Regions from separate parts of the Mus musculus genome. Here region 1 is linked to region 2. The links are chromatin loops, found by intact Hi-C in ENCODE. Cell type or tissue: heart. All regions are shown on one strand. Links, peaks and the distances in the headings refer to the core of each region. The heading gives the core; the rest is flanking DNA.

The links. Hi-C counts contacts between places; a loop is a spot of excess contacts. Peaks named below come from ENCODE experiments on the same cell type or tissue, not always from the same donor. Only the 100,000 strongest peaks of a DNase experiment are listed, where the experiment ranks them.
Region 1: a loop joins it to region 2, with 2.1 times the contacts of the local background. A loop is called at or near these places in 1 of 42 quality-filtered maps.

The regions. Positions count from the first base shown.
Region 1 is chr8:61,777,883-61,788,296 of GRCm38, forward strand. The region is part of intron 2 of Palld (palladin, cytoskeletal associated protein); the gene reads right to left. Among named protein-coding and RNA genes, the nearest start is that of Gm51576, 98 kb to the left of the region's middle. In heart, for the core only: no CTCF peak of the experiment used is centred there; no DNase peak of the experiment used is centred there.
Region 2 is chr8:61,704,488-61,714,901 of GRCm38, forward strand. It overlaps Palld (palladin, cytoskeletal associated protein), which reads right to left. Exons shown (of 22, transcript NM_001293772.2): 4 at 8,325-8,391; 5 at 6,888-6,993; 6 at 4,506-4,580. Among named protein-coding and RNA genes, the nearest start is that of Gm51576, 24 kb to the left of the region's middle. In heart, for the core only: no CTCF peak of the experiment used is centred there; a DNase peak (open chromatin) is centred at 4,654.

The DNA.
Region 1 (10,414 bases), core at 796-8,795, 73 kb after region 2:
AGTGTTAGGTTAAGGCAGTTGAATACATGTAGAGCTCTCCAACTCATTTTTTTTAACACGGTTGTTGGCATGACTGCGTGGTATCTATTATTATTTATTACCATCATTATTTATTTATTGTGTACATACTACTTATGTGGTATCACTGCCATCTTTTAAGATTGTCTTTGGCTATGTACCAATGAATTAGTATAATCTACTTCCCTTACTTTTATCATTATGAATGCTCATCTTCAAAGCCAGTATGACTGGGGCACACTCCAGGTCCTCAGAAAACTTGGGGTAATCCCAGCGACTCATTATTTCTAATTACCCTGTATCTGGAAGTGTAGTGCTGAGCTCACTCCACACAGCAGCCAAAGGAGGTAGGACTCATCTCACTACTGCCTTCCCCTCAAATAGAAATATGTGTATTTTACAACCTCACCCTTTCAGCCAATGCGTAAAACCTGTGACTATTTCTGGCATTGTTATCTGGAACACAGGATGCAGCATGATTACTGAGTGTTGACACACGCCCAAAAGAGGAGGAAAAGATGAAGCTAATAGGCAATGATTAGGGTTGGGGACAGTATGCTGAGCTGAGAGACTCTGAAAAGACTCATGGTCTATGTTTGCTGATGAAGCATGGCTATGAAAAGCATGGTACCTAATTTGGGACAGTCACTTCCGTAATATTCCTCTGTCACCATTCATTGGGAACACCAAACTTGGGTGGCTACTACATCTGAGATTGCCCAGAGCTTTCCTAACTACTATATTAACCATTCTTTGTCCATACAGCCTCATGCCCAGCCTAAATACATGGCTGCCTATAAGGTAATAAGACCTCTACTTTTAACATATGGAAATGGGTAAGTGCATTTTGAAGAATCACATTCAAAACTTAGGTTTTTCTCTCATGCCACCTCCCAGAATATTTTCACTTTTTCTACTTGTTCCTAAAGGAAGACAAGAAGGACAAAGTGTCCGGGAGGTGGACTCAGCAGAACCACATGAGCAAGGTGGTTTCTTAGGACAGAGTCTCAACAGGTCTGACCACAGTGAAGAGACACATGAGAGATTTTTTTTTAATTTTATAGTTTCTTAGACACTGATCCTGAAGGAAGATTGGTTTTCCTTCTTCACCCTCTTCCAGGGAAGATTCTCTGTGTTGTTGTCTGCTTTCAGAGTGATAGAAGACTGTCAGGAAGCTCACTCTACTCAGCACAAATGTGGACCATTCCACTCTGTCCCCAAGAAGCCTCAAGTAAACCAGAGACAGAGTTTTTAAAGGCAATTCTTGGTGATACATCTCTGTTTCTCTAGGCTGGGTAGCCATGTTGAGATGTATTAGAAAGCAGGTGCATATTGAGCTCATTGAATTTACTTTATTTTGAGGGAACAGGTATATTAAGATTTCAGACCCAAAGAATAATACCCAGGTATACATTGGGTAAAATCATTAGGCCACAATGTATCCAAGAAATGCTTTGATTAGTGTACGTCTGTGGAGTTGGGGCCTGATTGACATAGGCCTGTCATGGCTATTGGAAAGTCAACCTCAAATCGGGAGAAAAAGTGGAGACTTCTCTAAAACCAGGATTACCACCATTCATGTGTTGGGTACAGATAGATCATGAAAATCATCCCAGGGAAATGATGGACAATAATTTCTATAATGAGAGGGAACCAGAAATATGATTTCTGAATATGAAGGCATGCATAAACTCAGATTTCAAGAGCACTTCAGGTCTTACTAGATCTCTTTGGGGAAGTTGGAGAAAGGTTGAATATATTCATACTTGTGTGTCTAACTGTATTCATAGAGATCATAGCCTATGAGTGCTTGCAATAACAGAAAGAAGCAAGCAACCTTGAAGATTTACTGGGGAAGGCTACATAAACTAACCCAAAACTACAACAGTCTGTCTGCGGCATCATGGGTTAAAATGGTGCTCAGATTTCAGACACTAGAACCTCAAAATGGACAGACACTAGGACCTAAATTTGACCCTTAGAATTTGCTATAGCTTGGTCATGGACTAAGACTTCAAAGGCCTTTGTTTCAGTGATCCACAAACTGAAAGTCTTGTAAAACGTACATCTGTCAAATGGAAACATCGATGGGATCTTGTGTTGAGGGGTTTTATCTAAGTGTCTTATTGTTATTTCAACACATGATAACAACAAGGCAGAGTGTTACAACTCTGTATTTGAGCTACAGGATCTCTGGTGTCTGTCTGCCTGGCAAGGTGTGCTAGAACTCAGCTCAGAAGACCTCAGGCAATCAATTCAGGGGAGTGGGGAGTGATTTATAGCAGAACCTTGCAAGCTTAGATGTCACAGCCAAATGGTGGGATGGATGGCTGTGGATTTGATTGTTGGTGGAGGTTGTTAGGAGAAAGTACGACCTTTAACTGCATCAACTCTGAGGACACAGAGGCAAATGTCACTTCACAGACTTTAGAGAGGAAAAAACAAAAATCTACTCAGTTTGCTGATGGTCAGGCCAGTCCAGCAAGGGCGTGGTCACTGAGGACCAACAGTCCAGTTAGAGTTCCTGGCACACAGGATTAGGCCCTGAGGTTCTTTAAGCTAGTCAGTTGTTCCAACCAGGGACTAAACACCCCACATACGTATGTAGGAGGCAGATTTGATGATAAACCTGGGCATGAGCAAGATTTTTGAAAACTGGGGTCATATGCAGCCTTGTGTATTATGGCAACAAAGGTCTCCCTGTGCCCTGTGATTAAAAGGATGCCATTAACACGTGATCTTATCTGCATGACCAAAAACCTGACAAAATTGGCTTTCCCTCCTGAACCCGTTTGTACATGGATCCCTGAGAGATTGCTTTGAAAGATCAGCTGATGAGCAGACACCAGCATCATCTCCCATCATCTCCACAAGGCCCGGCTTCTTATTACAGGAAAACGCAAGCCTCTGTGGGCTCAAGCCACATTAAATCACACTGCCTGTTACTCACAGGTGGACATAGATTTGGCTCAGATACAGTTTGATCTTACGTGCAGAGGTTGAATGGAGGAAGTCTGAATCCTGCTGCTAAGTGCTTTAACTTCACCAGAATTCTAGATTCCCCAGTGCAATGGGGAGAAACACTCCATGCTCCTTGGAGAGATTTCTTCTCAGGAGGAGACAGGAAGGAAATGGGGGAGGGCTGTCAGGCACAGCCTGGACTAAAGCCTCAGGTGCCGCTGTGAGCTGTGACTGTGAAGTGAAAGTTCCTCTTTCTGTGTGAAAAAACTGTAATTATTTCAGTAAGACAAACCTTGGTGGGGCAAAAATAGTTATAGAGTTTATTCTTCCTTGTCTTTTAACATCTCATAGTTGTTCAACCTATAAGGATAATAGTGGAGAAAATAAATGAAAGACATCACACATGCTAAGAGGATTTGTATAAGTTGGAGCTATTGACAAAACAAACAAAGAAAGGGAAAAATCAACATAAAACAAATTAACAACAACTAGCTCTAGATATGAGGGAAGAATTAAAACAACTGAGGGTTGGAGAAAGAGAGGAGAAAATACCTCGAGTAAGAATTTCTAAATTTAAAGAACATTTGATGTCACTTATAAGAAGGAATTCTTAGATGTTTTAAGAAACCATTGTGTAGTGGATTGGTCTGGTGTTTGCTAAATACTGTGATCCTCACGTATACCAGCTTTTGTGTGCAAACTCTTTGCTTCCCGAGTTATCACTAATTCGTTAATAAAGATGCCTATGGCCTGGACAGGGCAGAAGAAAGTGGGCGGAGTGAAGGTTCCCAGGTCTGGGGTCTCAGAGACCTGGCAGAGCAAGGAGGCGAGAGAGAAGGAAAGAAGTTGCCATGGGATAGGTGAATTGTGAGCTCATGGCCATGAGGTGGAATAAGAGCGGAGCAGGATACACATGGCAAGTGATAACTCGGGCTTATTGACTGGGAAGTAGACAAACTAGTATAGAGGGTTGATATCTGCCCAACTCAAATGCTTTAAGGCTTATTATAAATGTACATTTTTTTCTGTCTTTTATTTGAGAACTAAATGTTCTCAGGTGGGGTAGAAAGTCCTGAATAATATTTACTGCAATAGCAGTATTTACATTTTTATATTTCAGGAACTTTGGAGGAAGCATCATCTAGCATTGGTAATGCAAATTCAGCCTTCTAAAGGCTGACACTGCAGAATATCATGAAAGCTCCAATAATCCTGGAGTCAAAAAGCCATCTCGAGATGCAGATGTAGTGTCTATGAATAAGTAGTGGCTTGCTGTGGGCATGCTTCAGGTATGTGCCTGTCCAAGACTGAAAACCTTTAAGTTATAAAGCAAGAACAGTCAGCCCTCTATACCCTTGAATCTCATATGACCAGAGTCAACCAACTGAAGACCAAACATATTTGAAAAGTGATTCTATCTGTTCTGAATATATTGCAGAGCCTTTTTTCTTGTCATAGTTCCCTAAGTACTATAGTGAACCAGCAATTTACACAGCATTTATATTGTGTTAGGGTCTTTAAGAAATCTACAGGGTGGTTACTTAGTCACCCATATAGCCCATAGAATGAGCTGTACATGCTCAAAGAGATCTGTGAATGTGGCCCAACACATATATAAGTGTCAAAGGTTCAGATAGTCTTGTAAGTATCCAGCATTTATGTGTAAGTTCTATGGAAACTCTACATTTTATGTTTGAGACCTGACATCTGTAGGGTTTCCTGGGACCAGTGCCCACAGTTACTCACAGTGGTAGCCTGTATTTATGTTCCTGAGCATCTCTGTCTAGACCGTGTATGATAGGTTATAGGTTGCCTAGACTGTTCCCCCAAAGGTCAGGGTCCAGTGGACTTTCTGTTTCTTGTAGGCAAATTAAAACAAAAACAACATCAACAACAAACTCAAAATTCACAGGTACTTAACCTTCTAGAAGAATAAATGACCCCATGATCTAACTTATGTATCACTTGGCTCTGAATTACCAGAGCTCCGGTAACTAACTTTTGGTTTTCTCGAGTGATAGGTAGAGGTACGAGTTTTTACCAGCTTTACAGCTTTATCTTGTTTAATGTGCCAAACATACAGGTAATACACTCAGAGCTCGGTATAGCTCTTAGTGAATAAGATCCGTTATCACTACCAGTGATGCTCCTCTGTGGCCTGGGCCTGCTTAGGGCTTGCTGCGGTGGATTAGTCAGTTCTTAGAGCAAGCAGCTTAGAGAGTGTTGGGTCCAAAAGATTATGAGTCAGAACAACTATCAGCCAATCATGGGCTCCGGCCTCCATGTGTTTTGTGCTTTCCACATACTTCTGCTGTTGTTTATCTTTAAATAAACCACATTAAATATGGTGGAAATAAAAGGGGAGACAGGCTGACTCCCCGAAGGATAGGGAGGAGACAGCCAGCTCTCACACTCCTCAGTTTATTTCCAGGCACATGACTTATGCTCTTCACTCTCTGTCCTCCACTTTATGCCCTTATACCATTAGGTTGTATTTTTTTCTCAGACTCCTGTGAACATCTGTCAGATTCCTTCATTTTTAACTCCCCATCCCCACCTCCCAGGTCTTGTGCCTTTTGTTGAATACGAGGTGCTCATCAACGGTTTGTTTAGTATATCCATTTATGGTTGCCATGCTTCTTCATGTTCAGTAAATCAGCTGGCAAGCTGACGATTTTATTTCTTAAATCCGTAGGGATATCAGAAGGCAGACTCCATGAGTCTCTAAAACCAGATACGAGATAAAATCAGGAAAATGTCTTAGATAAGAGAGGGTCCTAGATTTAGAATTTTAATGACTATGCAAAAACATTCTTTTCATGCATTTAATTTTCTATACACTGTCAGATGCTATGTTAAAGGAGTATCAGTCCCAATGACAATTAAAATTAACCTATGGGGTCCACCATTCTTCAAGGGAGTATGTAAAATACTGAGCTACTTAAAAATTGAATGTTGGAGTCTCAAGTTCAGTCCTTAGTATTTCCTTCTCCAAACTGAGTGATACAATAAAGTTGTTATAAGAATAATAATCACTTTAAAAAAAGACTATTTTAAATCATTTTCACATTTCTTGAAAAAGGGATACAGGGCCGAGGGTGTACTTTAGTGATAGAGTGGTTGCCCAGTATTCTTAAGGATCTGGTTCAATCCACAGCACTATCCAAACAAAACAAAACAAAATAAAAAACAAAACCCAAAATCCCCCAAAACAAAGACACAACAACAAATAAAAAAATCCTATCCCAAACCACGACAATAAATTAAAATGATGATACACTGCTATTTTTGCCTTTCATAATGGCAAAGATGAAAATCACTAATATTTTACTTTATAACCAAATACAATATAGAAATATTATCAATTAGGAGTAATAAGTTAATACTCATAATAATCATATGGAAGATACACTGACCAGTGGCTATAGAAATTAATAAGTATATGGTTCTTTAATTTAAAAAATAGTAGTTTTTCTAATAAAAACTCTATAAAACTTATAAATTAACATATTTGCATGTCCCTAGCACAAAATCTGATTACTGAAATATGAATAGTGAATTCTTCTGATGATAGGCATTCATTTTTTAATCTATTCATTATGCTGTCTACATATTTATGAGAAAAAGATCTTTTTCTCATTTACTGAGCAGTGGTGGTGATGGAGTGAGTGATTGTAGTGAAATAGAGGTCCCCTGTGGACTCAGATGCCTGCAGTGCAATGTTCAGACAGCTGTCCTGAGCATATCCTAGGTTCAGACTCCTTTGCCCAGTGTACGGGTCATTTCCCTGGTTTCTATCGACTGACACTGATCTTGGTCTTATATCCCCTGCCTTCACATTGACCTGCCTTCTAGTGACATCTGCAACAGATCCAGTGCCACTGACGCCATGGTGATTACTGGAGAGGGAGGTACTTTCTTCATGACCCCCTCTCACTTATTTATTAGAAACTACTTTCTCAGTCATGGTTGTAACAATAGCTTTTGATGCTTATTTAGAGTCATCTAGAAAAATTTAAGAAAATACACAGATTCCATTCTGAGAAGTCCATTTATTTGGTTAAGTATGGGTTATAGGAATGCTTGTGTGTATGCCTGTGTGTGTGTGTGTGTGTGTGTGTGTGTGTGTGCAGGTCTGAGGCTGATGGCTTACATTTTTCTCTACAAGTCCCTATCGTATTTTTTTGAGACAGAGTCTCTTCTTGAACTTAGAGCTAGGGTGGTAGGCTGGTAGTCTTCAGGGATCTTCCTTTCTCTGCTTTCCTGGTGTTGGGATTGTAGGCAGGGTCTCCCTGCTCTTGTTTTGTTTTTAATCATAGGTATAAGAGATCCAAACACAGGTCACCATGTGTGAGTGTCAGGAAAGCATTTTATCAAATGAGCCATCTTCCTGGCTCTAGGAATACTGAATTATTTTTAAAAGTCCACTAAGGTATTTCTCAGGAATCCAGGTTTGGAAAGCATTTCAGTAGCTGAAGGCTTATATCCCAAACTGTCTGCAGGAGACAGAGAGGGCACTGTGGATGGCAGGGTACTCTTGAAACCTCAAAACCTACCATTTAACACACCTCTTCTAATAAGGCCACACTTCCAAAGCCTTCCCAAATAGTTTCGCCAACTCTGGACCATGTATTCAAACACAGAAGCCTACGGGGGGCCACTCTCATTCAAAGTACCACATGTATTTTATTCTGACTCCTTTTTGAGAAAAGGTCTCAGGTGAAGCTCAAGCTGGTCTTGAACTTGCAGCATTCCTCTTGCCTCCCCTCTTAAGTATAGGGATTTAAATGTACACCACCAGGTCCCCCTAGAGACAACTCATTTAAGACTTATTGCATCACCCTCTTGTACCTGCTCTGAACTGGAGATATATTTACAGTAGAAACACATTTTTTTTTAAGTAGTCTTCAGAGTGCCCCTGTTTTAACTGAGAACAAAGAGCAATTCACTTTGTGGTAGTTTTCTTTCTTTACTTGAACTGGTTGGTAGATGGTAGATTTAGTATCCTTTGGGGCACACAATACTGTACTAAAGATTGACTTGGAGAAACAGCAGAAAATTCTGTCAGTGGAGAATGTTATTCTTCTTACCCTCTGTTCACAACAGTGATCAGGATTGAGTCTCTCAGGCATTCTCTCAGAATCTCATTTGCACTGAGCCTGAGCCAATACAAATCCTGCTATCTGCAAGAGCATCAGCAGATAGGAACAAGTCCTTAGGAAAGTCCTTTCTGGTCCCTGAAAGTAAGAATGCTCAGACAATGGGATTTCCCCCTTTGCTCTTAAAATATATGCATTATTAATATCCATACTAGTTAATATTCACAAAACAAATATTATTCATGCTGAAACATAATAAACTTGCACTCTATAATCTCCAGTTTCTCTGTATGACTTTACCAAGCACTGAGAGCCTGCTACAGCAACTGTGCTCTATGTGTTATGTTTAGAGAGATCACACTTGCAGGCCTTTAGATTCATTGATGAGTTGATTGGCTTAAAATTTCAGCCTTTGAGATGTTTTGGGGACCTCTCTGGGTATTGGATGTTACCTAAGGTACATTGACACCATTTGTTTGTTGAGCTTTCTTTCTTGTTTGAAGGAAAAGTGAGAAAAAGATGGAGATGGAAATGTGGTGTGCCCTGCCTCTAATGGCAGGGCTTGATGAGGAGGGTGATGCGAGTCACATACTTGGTTGGTGCAGCACTGCCCGTCTGACCCTTCAGCTGCTATAGAAATTTGCAGGAATGCTGCTTTCTTATCATTCTTGGATTTCATAACAGCTTCCATAAATTAGTTTTTTTAGGGATCATTTTTGAAGTCATTTTCTGAAGTAAGATATGATAAGGACCCTTTTCTATGAACTCAGGCCATGATGTATTTCTGGATATGGGAAGGTTTTATATGCATCTTTGAGAACTGCTGGAGACTAGGAAAGCACATGTCTAGACTATGGGATGTCTGTAATGAAAATAATAACTTTTTACTTTTAGGTTTTTGTTGTTGTTCTTGTGTAAAACCCCTTTTCCTAATCTTCTTTGACCACAGAACTCTTTTCTACCCTGTGAACATTTGGAGTAATGTGGAAAGTATGGACCATTTTAACTTTTAACCTGGGCAGAGGCACTTAATTTAGTGATTGCTTGATTGTGATAGGGTCTCACATTATAGCCAATGCTGGCTTAAAACTCACTATGATACCTAGGTTGGCCTCAAATTCCCAATCCTCCTGTCTCAGTCTCCCCACAGATAGGATTACAGGCCTGGGCTAGCAAGCTCAGTGAAATCACTTACATGCTTCATTTATAAAGGAGGAGTTATGCTTGTCCCTACCACCTTCTGAAAACATGCTATAACCAGAGGGTTATAAGAAAAAAACAGAAGGAATGAGCCAAGCAAAACACAAGGAACAAACTGAAACCATTGTATTCAAGACACTGAAAAAAATTCTATGTTCTGTAACATAAGATATAGAAAAGGCTGCGTGTTTTTGAGCCTAATATGTGAAAAAGCCTGGGTTTTGTTGTTGTTCATCTCATAAACTGTTTCCTGAAGTTTGCATGAGATGCATTAGAAATCATGATTAGGTTGTATGTTCATAATTACCTGCCTTCATTTTTCCATTAAGAACAATCAGCTTTTCTTCTGCAAGTCACTTGGGAGCAAAACAGCAGCCTAAAAAAGACTTTAGAGTATCAAGCTTACTATATAAAAACCACTCAAGGGGTAAATAAGAACAACAAACCTTTTTTTTTTCCCCTTGGGAAAATAAATCGCAGGACACTTTGGATTCTAGCTAGTGGGTCAAGAATGTTTAACTGGTCTATTAAGATGTTGATAAACACAGTGAGTTTCCAGATGGTATTGGCTCATTCAGGATCATTCAAGGGTCTTCACAGTCAGTCCATAAATTAGAGATAAACACATACTTGATAGCAACAGATTTCTCTTTAGGGCGGCTAAACCATACCTGGGATGTGGTTGTATAATCTTAATGCATTGGATGGGTATGCTATTCCCCAAAGTTGTCTTCCAAGAATCCTATCCTTTTGAAGTTCACAGATACAGTCTCCCTCTTTGTCAAGATAAATTTGTATTTTCCACACCGACTTTGAAATGCCTGACAAACAGTTTGGACATGGAACACAGTAAAGTCATGTTGAAGGTATCTGAGCCACAGTACTAGGACTCTGCCAAGCACTCAGCTCCACTCTTGCCTGAGTTTTCTACCCATGTGACTTCATCTAGTTAGAGGGACATAGCTCAAGGTTCACAGCTTACAGAAAGCCTTTTGGCTTCGCCATCTCTTTGGGTTTGTGAATACCTCATTTCTGGTCCATTGTGGTAGCTGTCACATTGGTGCTACTTATAAATTTACCCAGTTTCTCTCTAGATTCTGAGGGCCTTGTAGTATAAGCTGTATCTCTGTCTTTCT
Region 2 (10,414 bases), core at 854-8,853:
TGTGTGTGTGTGTGTGTGTGTGTGTGTAAATGAAAAGTTTAAGGTTATCAGCTACTGGGGTTGGAGCTGTAGAGTCGATGGAAGAGCGCTTACTTACTACGCTTGAAATCTCATTTAAAAATTTTCAGCACAGACAGAAGTAGATGCTGGATGATCACAACCTTAAAGTGATCCTCAGCTATATTGAGGATGTGAGGCTATCCTGGGCTACCTGAGACTTATTCTTAAAAAAAAATCAACTAATGATTGCATTCTTTTTTCCATTTGTGTTTTAAAGTGCAACAAGTCGCTGGGCTTTGAATCTCTTTTCATGTTTTACTATATTTGTTTATTCACTGTGTGTGGGACTGGGGTATACACATGCCAGAGCATAACTCAAGGGAGTTGGTTCTCTCCTTCTACCATGTGGGTCCTAGGGAATAAACTCAGGCTTGGTTAAAAAAAAAGTGCCTTTATCAGATGGGACATGATGCTAGCCCTAGAAAATCTCTGACTTTTAAGTAAATGTTTTGTAGTTCATGAATGTAGCCAGAGATGAGTTAATTTAGTGTTTCAGAGCACAGTGTGCGGTCCAGCTTTCTATGAGCCAACCTATGAAATATCTCCAGGAAGCTAGTTCTGGTATATAACAAATGACACCCAAATATTTTTCATGTTTAAGCTTTTAGGCATCAAAGGAGATTAGATTTATTCCTAAAACCATGTGGCTTTTTCCCTTTGTGTTTAAAAGCAAGAGAAATAGCAAAAGCACAGATGCCTACCGATAAAGGGCAACAGAAATGTATGCTTGCTCCTAGACTTCAGTTCCAGCTTGCCTTCTACTGTAGTGAGAGGCATGCACATGTGTACACAAAGACACGGACACAAAGACACACAGACACAAAGACACACACACAAAGACACACACAAAGACACATACATACAAAGACACAAACACACAACGACACACACACAAAGACACATACACACAAAGACACAAACACACAACGACACACACACAAACACACACACACAGGCACATGCATCATAGATGGTTAAGCCCAGTAAGCCATTAAAACAAACAAGGAGGAGCCCTCAGAATGATGAGAATCAACCTTCAGAAGCTGTGCTTAGCCATCTGAATCATAATTCAGTGTGGAATCTGGGCGCCCTGGATGCTTCCGGCTCCATATGAAGACCTGTCAACACAGATCATGTTCACTTGGCACTGTGGTTCCCTGGAAGGGTCTAAGGAAAGAACAGCCCTCTGGAGTAGCCATCCAGTGACCATCCTTGTTACCCATGCTGGGAATCTTTAGAGAAACACGAGGAAATAGATGGAGGTACTCCTTTGATAGGAAGAGTCCCCTTGCCATGCACTGTCACTGCCATGCACAAGAGGAATGCCAGAGAATCAGTGTGATGAGTCCAAGTGTCATCTGAGTTAAGAGCAGGTGCAGGGTCATTGTCTAAACCTGCTCCACTAAAGCCTAGCCTAAAAAGGATGCTGCAGACCACAGAGGGAAGCTGCTTAAAGGGAAAAGGAGAAAGCAGTTGCAGGGAGGAGATGTATCCAGCAGAAAGCAGGCATGCCACACCAGGCACCAGGTTAGAGGGTGGAGATGCACACACCGCTTCCACACACTCTCTGCCTTTCATTTCTTAAAAAAGCAACATATATTAAAAATCGTATTTCCCAGCCATGTTGTTAGTACACAGAACAGTTCATGATTTGATTTATATGTGTGGTAATTATGGTGGTAGTGGTGGTGGTGGGGGGGTAAGATAACTGTTAACAGTGTCTGTGTCCTAGCAGTTGGATTGCAGTGGATGACTCTGAGGTTTCAGTTCTAGATTTTTCAGCATGTTCTAGGTGTCCAGGAAGGAATCTCATGTTTACACGAGCCAGGCCATGACAAAGGAAGCATTTGACCTTGGGATGAAGGAAAACTAAATGGTACCTTTGTGTTCCTCCACCTGTACACTCAATATGGACTTGATCTGTTTAAATGAAGAGTCATGGGAGGGTTGGTCATAGTGGTGCAATGTTTAAAATCCCAGCACTGAGAAAATTGAGGAAGGAAGATTGTGAGTTGAAGGCTAGCCTGGGCTAAAGGTGTCTTAGCCTAAGGTGCCCCTGCATCCGATGAGTCATGGTTAGCAATGCATGATTTAACACAGTCTTCCAGAGATGTCCTTGAGAAGTTGGCTGTGAAAAACTCTTATACTTCATGTTGACTGTGAGCATGGTCCCTCTAGGCGGTCCCTGCTCAAAGCACCAGAAGAAAATATCTGTACCAGAGACTTAGGTTTGTCACAGTCTTAAAGGATTTCTTTGGCTTTTATTGTTTCTAGCTTTTTTTTTTGGGGGGGGGGGAGGCTTTTCAACAGATACCATTTGTTTTCTACGCTCACTGGGAAAAGGGTGACTTGTGGAAAGAGGCCTTTACTAAGCTTGGATTCAGTCAGGCTTCAGAGGGAAAATAACCCCCCCTACCCCCACAAAGATAACAAAGCTGCTTTTGGTGTGGCCTGACAGAAATTCCTTCTCTCCATCTCTCTCTTCCTTTCTCCAGAGGGTTCATACTCCCTAGCCCCGGCTTATCTTGAACTCACAGCACTCTTTGACTGCAGCATCCTGAGGCCAGGAATGATGCCCCTGAGCCACTCAGGCATCCTCACTGAGGATTTCAGAGTGGTTTTCTCATGTATCTTCAGTGTACTTGGAATTTTTTTTTTTTTTGTGAAAAGTGTGGAGTTCCATTTATTTTATTTTTTTTTTTATCTTACTAAAAGAATTCACTGTGTCCCCAAGTGTGTCTACGTGCCTGCAGTTATTGAAATATCTCTGCTATTCTGACTCCTCAGCAATTTGAGGAGACTCATGCCTTTATCCAAAAGTGTTTTGGATTTGGGATTTGGATTTGTTTTAAACACTGGAGTGTTTACATAGACATGGGGATATCTTGGGCATCGGATCTCTCCTAGTTAGCTTCTGCTGGCCTGGAATTACCCACTGAGTTTCAGTTGAGGGGTTGCCTCCATCAGACTGTCCCGTGGGCAGGACAGTGTGGTATTTTCTTGATTACTAATTGATGTAGGAGGGTCCAGACCACTATGGGTGGTGCCAATCCCTCCGCAAGGAGTCTTGGGTTATACAAAAAATGCTTGCTGAGCAGAAGCTAGGGAGCCAGTCAGAAAGCACAGCTCCTCCTTGATTTCTGCTTTCTTACTTGCTGTTACTTCCCTCTCTGTTGGATCGTGACCTGAACGCATAGCCACATAAACCCTTTCCTCCCCAAGTTGCTTTGGGTCATGGTGTTTATCATAGCAACAGAAAATACACTAAGGCAGGGCACAAGCAAACATGAAATTCAGTAATGTTTTCTGAATACCTAACCCACATATCCCAAGGAAATTTTATACAGTGTTTATATAATACACCTGCACGTGGACTGAGATTTGTCACTTTGTGTGTGATAGGATCTTCCACTCAGGCATCCGTCAAAATACGACATTTTAGTTTTTAAAGCATTTCAGATTATGGATGCTAAACTTTTAATGTAGATAACAGATCTTTAGGGTACCTTAGTATGTTATAAGGCAAGTTCATTTCTTCCATAATGGTGCCCCTTTTATTTCTTTAGTAGGACCCTGGCTATTTACAGTAACTCCCCCACCCCCTTACAACATAACTTTTAGAACCAGGCTACTAAATTCTATATCAAACAAATGGATAGAAACAAGAAACTTGTTGGGAGTTCAGCAAAATTGTATCAGAGATACCCTATGTCAGGGGACTAAGGACTTTATTAATCTTTCTACATGAGAATGGCTTATTTTTCCTCTTATTTGGCCTTTTAAAATGTCCATCAATAAAGTTTTAGACTCTCTCCAAAAAACACAAAGAAAGAAAGAAAGAGAATCTGCATGGACAGATTTCTGACTCCTGTCAGAATGGCATGGGACTCCTTCAACTTGGCAATGTAAATCTCCAACTTAAAACAAGTGGAAAAATCAGTTTTTTGTTTGTTTGTTTGCTTGGGTTGTTGGTTTTTTTTGTTTTTGTCTTGTAAAGCTTCCTAGATCTTTCAAGAGGTTTCCCTGGTAGTAAAAAAGTAACCTGACTGATTCTTGGGATTCATTGTACAGACTAGTCCTGGCCTCAAACTCTTAAAAACCCTTGCCCTTCTCCCTCCAAGTGCTGGGGCTACAGTTATATGCCATCATGCCCAGCTATAAAGAAAGGAAATAAATTAAACACTGAATTATTCATACCTCTCTTAGCTTTCCCATTAAGTCAGACATCTGCTTCACCTGCGTCCAACCACATTTCTCAATCTTGCATAAGAAAACAGCCATACAGTCATTATTCAATGAATACCTACCTATCCCCTAAGGTAACCATGGTGATCTGCCTATTAATATCTTCATTTCAAATCTTAAGGGCTGCTACATAAAGTCACATGTGAATGAAATTTAAGCACTAAAGAAAACATGGAGAATGAGACTTCCAGATGTCAGACCTTAGTAAAAACAGGAAGAAGGCAGCCCATGGTGGTTCCGTCAGGTCGGCAGAGATATGAAGTAGCGCTGTGAGCCTGAAAGAGCAGAGACACATGGATCAGATTCTCAACCTATACATCTTTGAAGGGATGAGCTAGAGAAGCCTTTCATTATGGGGATTGCTCCACGTGAGTGATTCCAGGCTATGGGAGTGTCGCCACACGTTACCCGCTAGTCTACTCTTACAGTACAGACATTGTTCTGCCCCCTAATTTCACATCTGTTACTCTTCTTTGGTCAAAAGGATATTGGAGGCAAGAGCTCCCTGGGTCCTGGGGGACTCTGAGAGCCTTTAAATGCTATTACCAAATGGATTTCTGTGTGTGGGACTTCCACAGGGGTCTGTTCAGACCGTCTCACAGACGCTATATTTTATTTTAAAATACATTCCGGATTCATTGAATCAAAAGGATAAGCTATGGGCAATGGAGGGTAAGGTAAGAAATGGGAACATCTGCCGATCTTGTTTTTAATGTGAACTCTGTCAGTAAAGGGAGATAGAAATTATGAGGGAAAGAAATAAAACTCATTTATTGATGTGTAAAAAATAAAAAATGTCAAGGCACTGAAACTGTTATTGAACAGCAGTCATCTCAGGGGAGGTAAAAGCTTTCAGAGTTGTGAATGGAAAATAAAAAGCAGGGAATGGAACTCTTTTGTGTGTGAAATTGCTTATTTTCAGGCAATCTGGACTTACTTATAAATCGATAGCCATCTGATCACATTTGTCTGGACACACTGTGTGACACCACAGTGCGGTGGAGATACTATGGCAGTGACAGATCTTATTCATTGTCCCAGGAATATATTTTACTGGCTTATGTTTCAGGAGGGAGGCCTGTGTCTCACTTTTCACTATCGTGGACATCCAAAGCATACACGAATACTTTTATAGCCTTACCCTGGGTCAGACATTGTTTGAAACGTCACATAAAAACTAAGTAAGAAACTCTTCACAACACCCCGGGGAGACACCCCTGGTCTTATCATCTCCAGTTTGCGGACAAAGGAATTAGGCCCAGAGAGGTTATGCTATTTGCTCGGAAGTCCCTTCAGTAAGTGGGTAGAGCTGGGATTTGAACCCAGAAACTCTGGCTCCCATATATTAAACATTTCTTCTCATTGGCTGTAAGGAAGAAATGATGAGCACTTCAGCCTCACATCTGTAAACTAGGACTCATTATTCGGAGTTCTTATAAATAAAGCCATTGACAATGTACTCTACACATCACTGTAGTGTTTGCATCTATACATCAATGTATGTTCTCATCTGTATCTCACAATACATTTGGTCATATTGAGAAGCTTCTAGAGTTTTGCCCAGCCAGACTGGGAAGGAGGGGGCGCTGATGACTTCTGCTTTCTGCTATTAAATATCTAGCAGAGTGGTTAGCATTTACATAAATTCTAGTTGAGAACTAAAAGCCAAACTCTTGAGTTAAGGCTACCATTAGTTTTGAATGAAAACTCTAGTTCAGTGGTTTAAAGGAAATACCTACTATGGCTGCCTCTACTGAGTCACTTATTCTTGTTGGTTTATGAACACAAATGTCTTTCCCCTAAAGTTCATCTCTTACATGTTACTATGTATGGCATGTGGTAGTTGTTATGATTCTGATAATATTGTGAGTAATAAGAACTCATGGAAGGCATGGGGATGCACACGAGACAAATCTTTTAACTAGGGATGGGTTTACTTACCAGGAGTGTCCGGGAAACCTACTACTACTGTTGGACTTACAGATTCACATCATATCAATTCTTTACAGACATTTGATTTTGTCTTTTACTTAAGGAGTAATGCTGATGGTGCTTGGAGAGTAAACCTACTACAGTCCCTTCCTAGAACTTGCTCTTTCTTCAATAAAACAGTCTCACACGGACCCTAAACCAATATTTAAAAACAGTATAGTGAAATCAAACCATTTTATTTTATTTTTTCTAAGCCATACTGTTTGGCCTTCTGAGATGGGAAAAGTTTTTGGTTGGTGTGTGAACATTATTGGTCTCTTTAAATAAATAAGCTAATGAGATAGGCTAACTGAAAGGAAGGTCAGAGAGGACAGTCAGAGCTAAGGCTTATTATCAGCTCAGAAATTCCTATTTGAGCTTGGCTGGTGACTTCCTGGTAGTGTGGCTGTGATTACAGATTATTCTTAATGAGCAAAAATGAGAACATTAACCATTATTTTTTTTCTTCCTTCGATTGTGGGTAGTTTTTCTTTTTTTTCCTCAGAAAATATTGCATGGGAATTTGTCAGTTAGAATTGAACTCGTATTCATAAAACAGAAGAGCCTGATGTTCCTGAACTCAGCTCCTTGGTGGCTGGAGGCACAATTACCTGTTGGACGGGCACAGATAGGGGCTGAATCACAGCTGTGGTCACTCCTGTTTTCGGAGCTGAGGATCCTATCGTTAAGGAAACGGACGTTGTTTTCTTCTGAGCTCTGGAAAATAGGGAAGCGAGTGTTAGGTAGAAGCTGTTTGTTTTTGTTGTTGTTTTGTGTTTTTATAAATTAGCAATTATTCTTTAAACTATTTTTACAGAAGACCTGGGTTTCTATTTGTAGACCCGGTCTACTTCCATTAAAATTTGTTTCAGAAGTTGGAACTTATCAAAACAAACTGCCAAAAGAGCTGTGTGGTCAGGACCTGGATAGAACTGACTTTAATAAACACACAGAAGAAAGAAAATGAACCAGAGGCAACTCACACTGATAAAGATTATTAAGGTATTATTTTTTTTAAAATCCCAAGAGAAAATAGAATCTTGGAAAGCTTCAATCTCTATCAGTTAGCAAATATTTGACATCTTTACGGTTAGGGTCCTATATTTAACTCAGTTTTAGTGTTTATTTTAGGGCTAACAGCTGTCGCTTTTGCTGGATTCAAATTTTGTTGAGAATTTTTGTCTTCTCTTAGTTCTGAGACTTTAGTGTTGTAGAAGAGAAAAACCAAGGGGAATCAGTCCATTGCCTGGCTCAGTGTGGCTGAGAGGGTGTGAAATCTCTGCATTTGAATTCTAATTTAAATCAGAAAAAAAATGTACAAATGTATAGTCTTCATTAGCAATGATGATTATCTGATGTTGACTGGACATGATTTTTCAAATAAAATACGATTATTTTATTATTGTAACAGTCTTACAGTACAGTATTTATATTAATGTGTAAGATCTAATCAGGGAAATTAGCATTTTAAATAGAGATAACTGTTATATATTTACTAGCAACAAAAAACATTTGTTAGCACATCTCACCATTAATGGAATTTTCTACCAAACTCAGGTAGACTTGGCTGTACTTTTGTAAAATAGAGGAGACAGTAACACTTTTTTAAATAATGCATGTCTCTCTAGGGATAAGCAAATTTTGGCCTTTTCAGATATAAGGTTTTACTAGCAAAAACCAACAACAACAAAACCTTTATCCAATAAAAAGAAAATCCATTTCTGGCTCAATTAGACATTTTGATTCTCCTTCGGACCTAACTGATTTTTCTCTCAGTGTGACTGGTCTTGCCATTTACTTAATCAGCTCCAAGGCTGTCTTTGCAGCTAACAAAGCTCTTGGCTGGGTTTTGGCATGCTGATGTTGAAATAGATCCCCACAGTTTAAAGTCATACAAAGTAAAAAATTGTGTCCCAACTCTAAGCACTCTCTCTCTCCGATGGACATGGCTTGACTATTCCCATCCCAGCACTCCTGGCATCAAAACCCAGCAGCTCTGTCACCCCTCTTTGTCACAAGGGCCACCAGGGGACCCAAAGGCAACTCACTGTGGCATGGCTCCAGCTTTTGATATGAAAGATAAGCTTTCGCTGTCAGAGTCCGTTGAACTGGCTCCTGGAAGACATTAAAGATCATGAGACAGTTAGGCCATGAGCGGTGCCAGCATCTCCAAGAGTTCCAAAGAGTATAATGGTCTTCGTTTATAAACAGCAACAACCTGAAAAGTCTTATTTGTGCTATAAATACACATCAAAATTGAGGATGATCAGTGTCGCATCACTTTTTATTGCTGTTTCTCCAGAAAATAGCCTTTTAAAGGTACTATTAATAGCTTCCTTTAGGCCACTGTGCTTACAATTTATTATTAGCTTCCTTTTTAATATCTTTGGCCATCTCAGCCATCCTTTTACATGGCTAGACAACTATGAGACAAATGTGAGTGTCTTTGTGGACAAATGCCGTGGTTTTAAACTTTAACCCTGGGAGATCACATGGGGTGGGCTGTCTTCACTACTGTTCATCGGAAGCAGCTTCCCAACTCTTCATCTGAATGTTATAGTGCCCGCGCTGCAGTACAGTCTCTCAGGTCTTCTGTTGACCTTGAAAACAGTCATGCTGAAGTAACTCAGTTGGAATGTTTGCTCTGTCCCTTCCCACTTCTTCCGGTGTGGGCGTGGGCGTTCTTCACCTGGCTCCTGTATTACCCAGAAGGCTCCTGTCTTTCCATTTCTTTCCCTCCCAGAGCTGTCCTCCTCTTATGTCAGGTTAATTTTTTCCTAGCACACACCTTTCCTATAAAGGCACAAGAAGATGTCTTAGTTTAAAAGAGAACTCCTCAAATCTGACATCTTACAGACTTCACGGATTTCTTCGCCAGACTTCCAGCATTTGCAAGTCACATGATCGCGATCCACGAACTTGAATGTACTCACTGGCGGACACAGCTTAGGAAGCTGGGATGTGGTCCCAAAGACATTCAACAGATACACAAACCCTTGTAGAGTCCCGTTCTTGGGAGAACACAGATAGAGGAGTCAGAATTTAATACCTTATATGGCAAAACAGGGAAAAATCAAACTGGTAGAGGAGTGTGGGCAGAGAGGAATGGAGTGAGCTTGCCTTTGTAAGTAGGGAGCGAGGAAGGTTCACAAAGGATCAAGTGGAGGGAGCGGGTGGTCTCCTTGTCATTGTCTCAGCTGCCTCCTTTGTACTTGCAGTTCTGTGACTCACTTTCCTAGGACACTCTAGCTATTCTGCCTGTACATGCCATCCTTTGTCTCTGTCTTCTCTGGATTCTGAGGACTCCTTGTTTACACCATGCATGTCACCTGTCAGTTTTCTGCTGAAAAATTATCAGTCCCCCGAGAATTAAGGGAAGGTTGAAAAAGGAATTTCCAAACTGTGAGTGGTTAATACGTACCACAGCGGTCAGCTTGGCTCCTCGCACCTTTGGGGTGTGATAACCTGTTATAACCTCACCAAGAAGTAAGTGACCACTTTATAGGCAGGAAAACGGAAGAACCAAGCCGCATTTGGTGACAGGCTGCACTCTGTTTTTGAACCGTCCTCTCCCCCTCCCCCACTACCTTCCAGGCTGTGTGGATCTGGATTCCTCAGAGTGCTTAGTTCCATGCTTGCTCAGAGCTGGCCTTTAGCCTCTGCTGGGAGCACTGGTGGTCAGAGAACTGCAAGACTTATTTGGGGACATGGAGTGGAGGGAGTGTACAGCAGAAAGCTAGAAAGCAGAAAGCAGAAAAGAGGCTGGAGAGGCAACATTTGAGGCCAGGTGTGCTGTGCTGGAGCCGAAAGGCCTGGAGTCTATTGGCAGGGCATTGGGGGTGGTGAGCTGACTGAACCACAGGATTAGCTGGGGGATGGGATACATAGAAAAACCAGGCAAACGACACAGAAGCAGTAGAAGCAGACGTCAGAGAGAGGAGGAGGATGCAGCTTACATAGTGATGAAGAGGTGGGAGGGACTAAGCAGAGGAAGTCTCGGGAACTACGAAGAAAGCCTGTTATCAGTATGGGCTGGGCTATTCTGAGATAACAGCTTAATTGGAATCATAAAATGGATTTTAAGGGGAGCAAAGTCCTATGGCGGTCTCAAAGAGGTCAAAAATATGGGAGGAAAAAC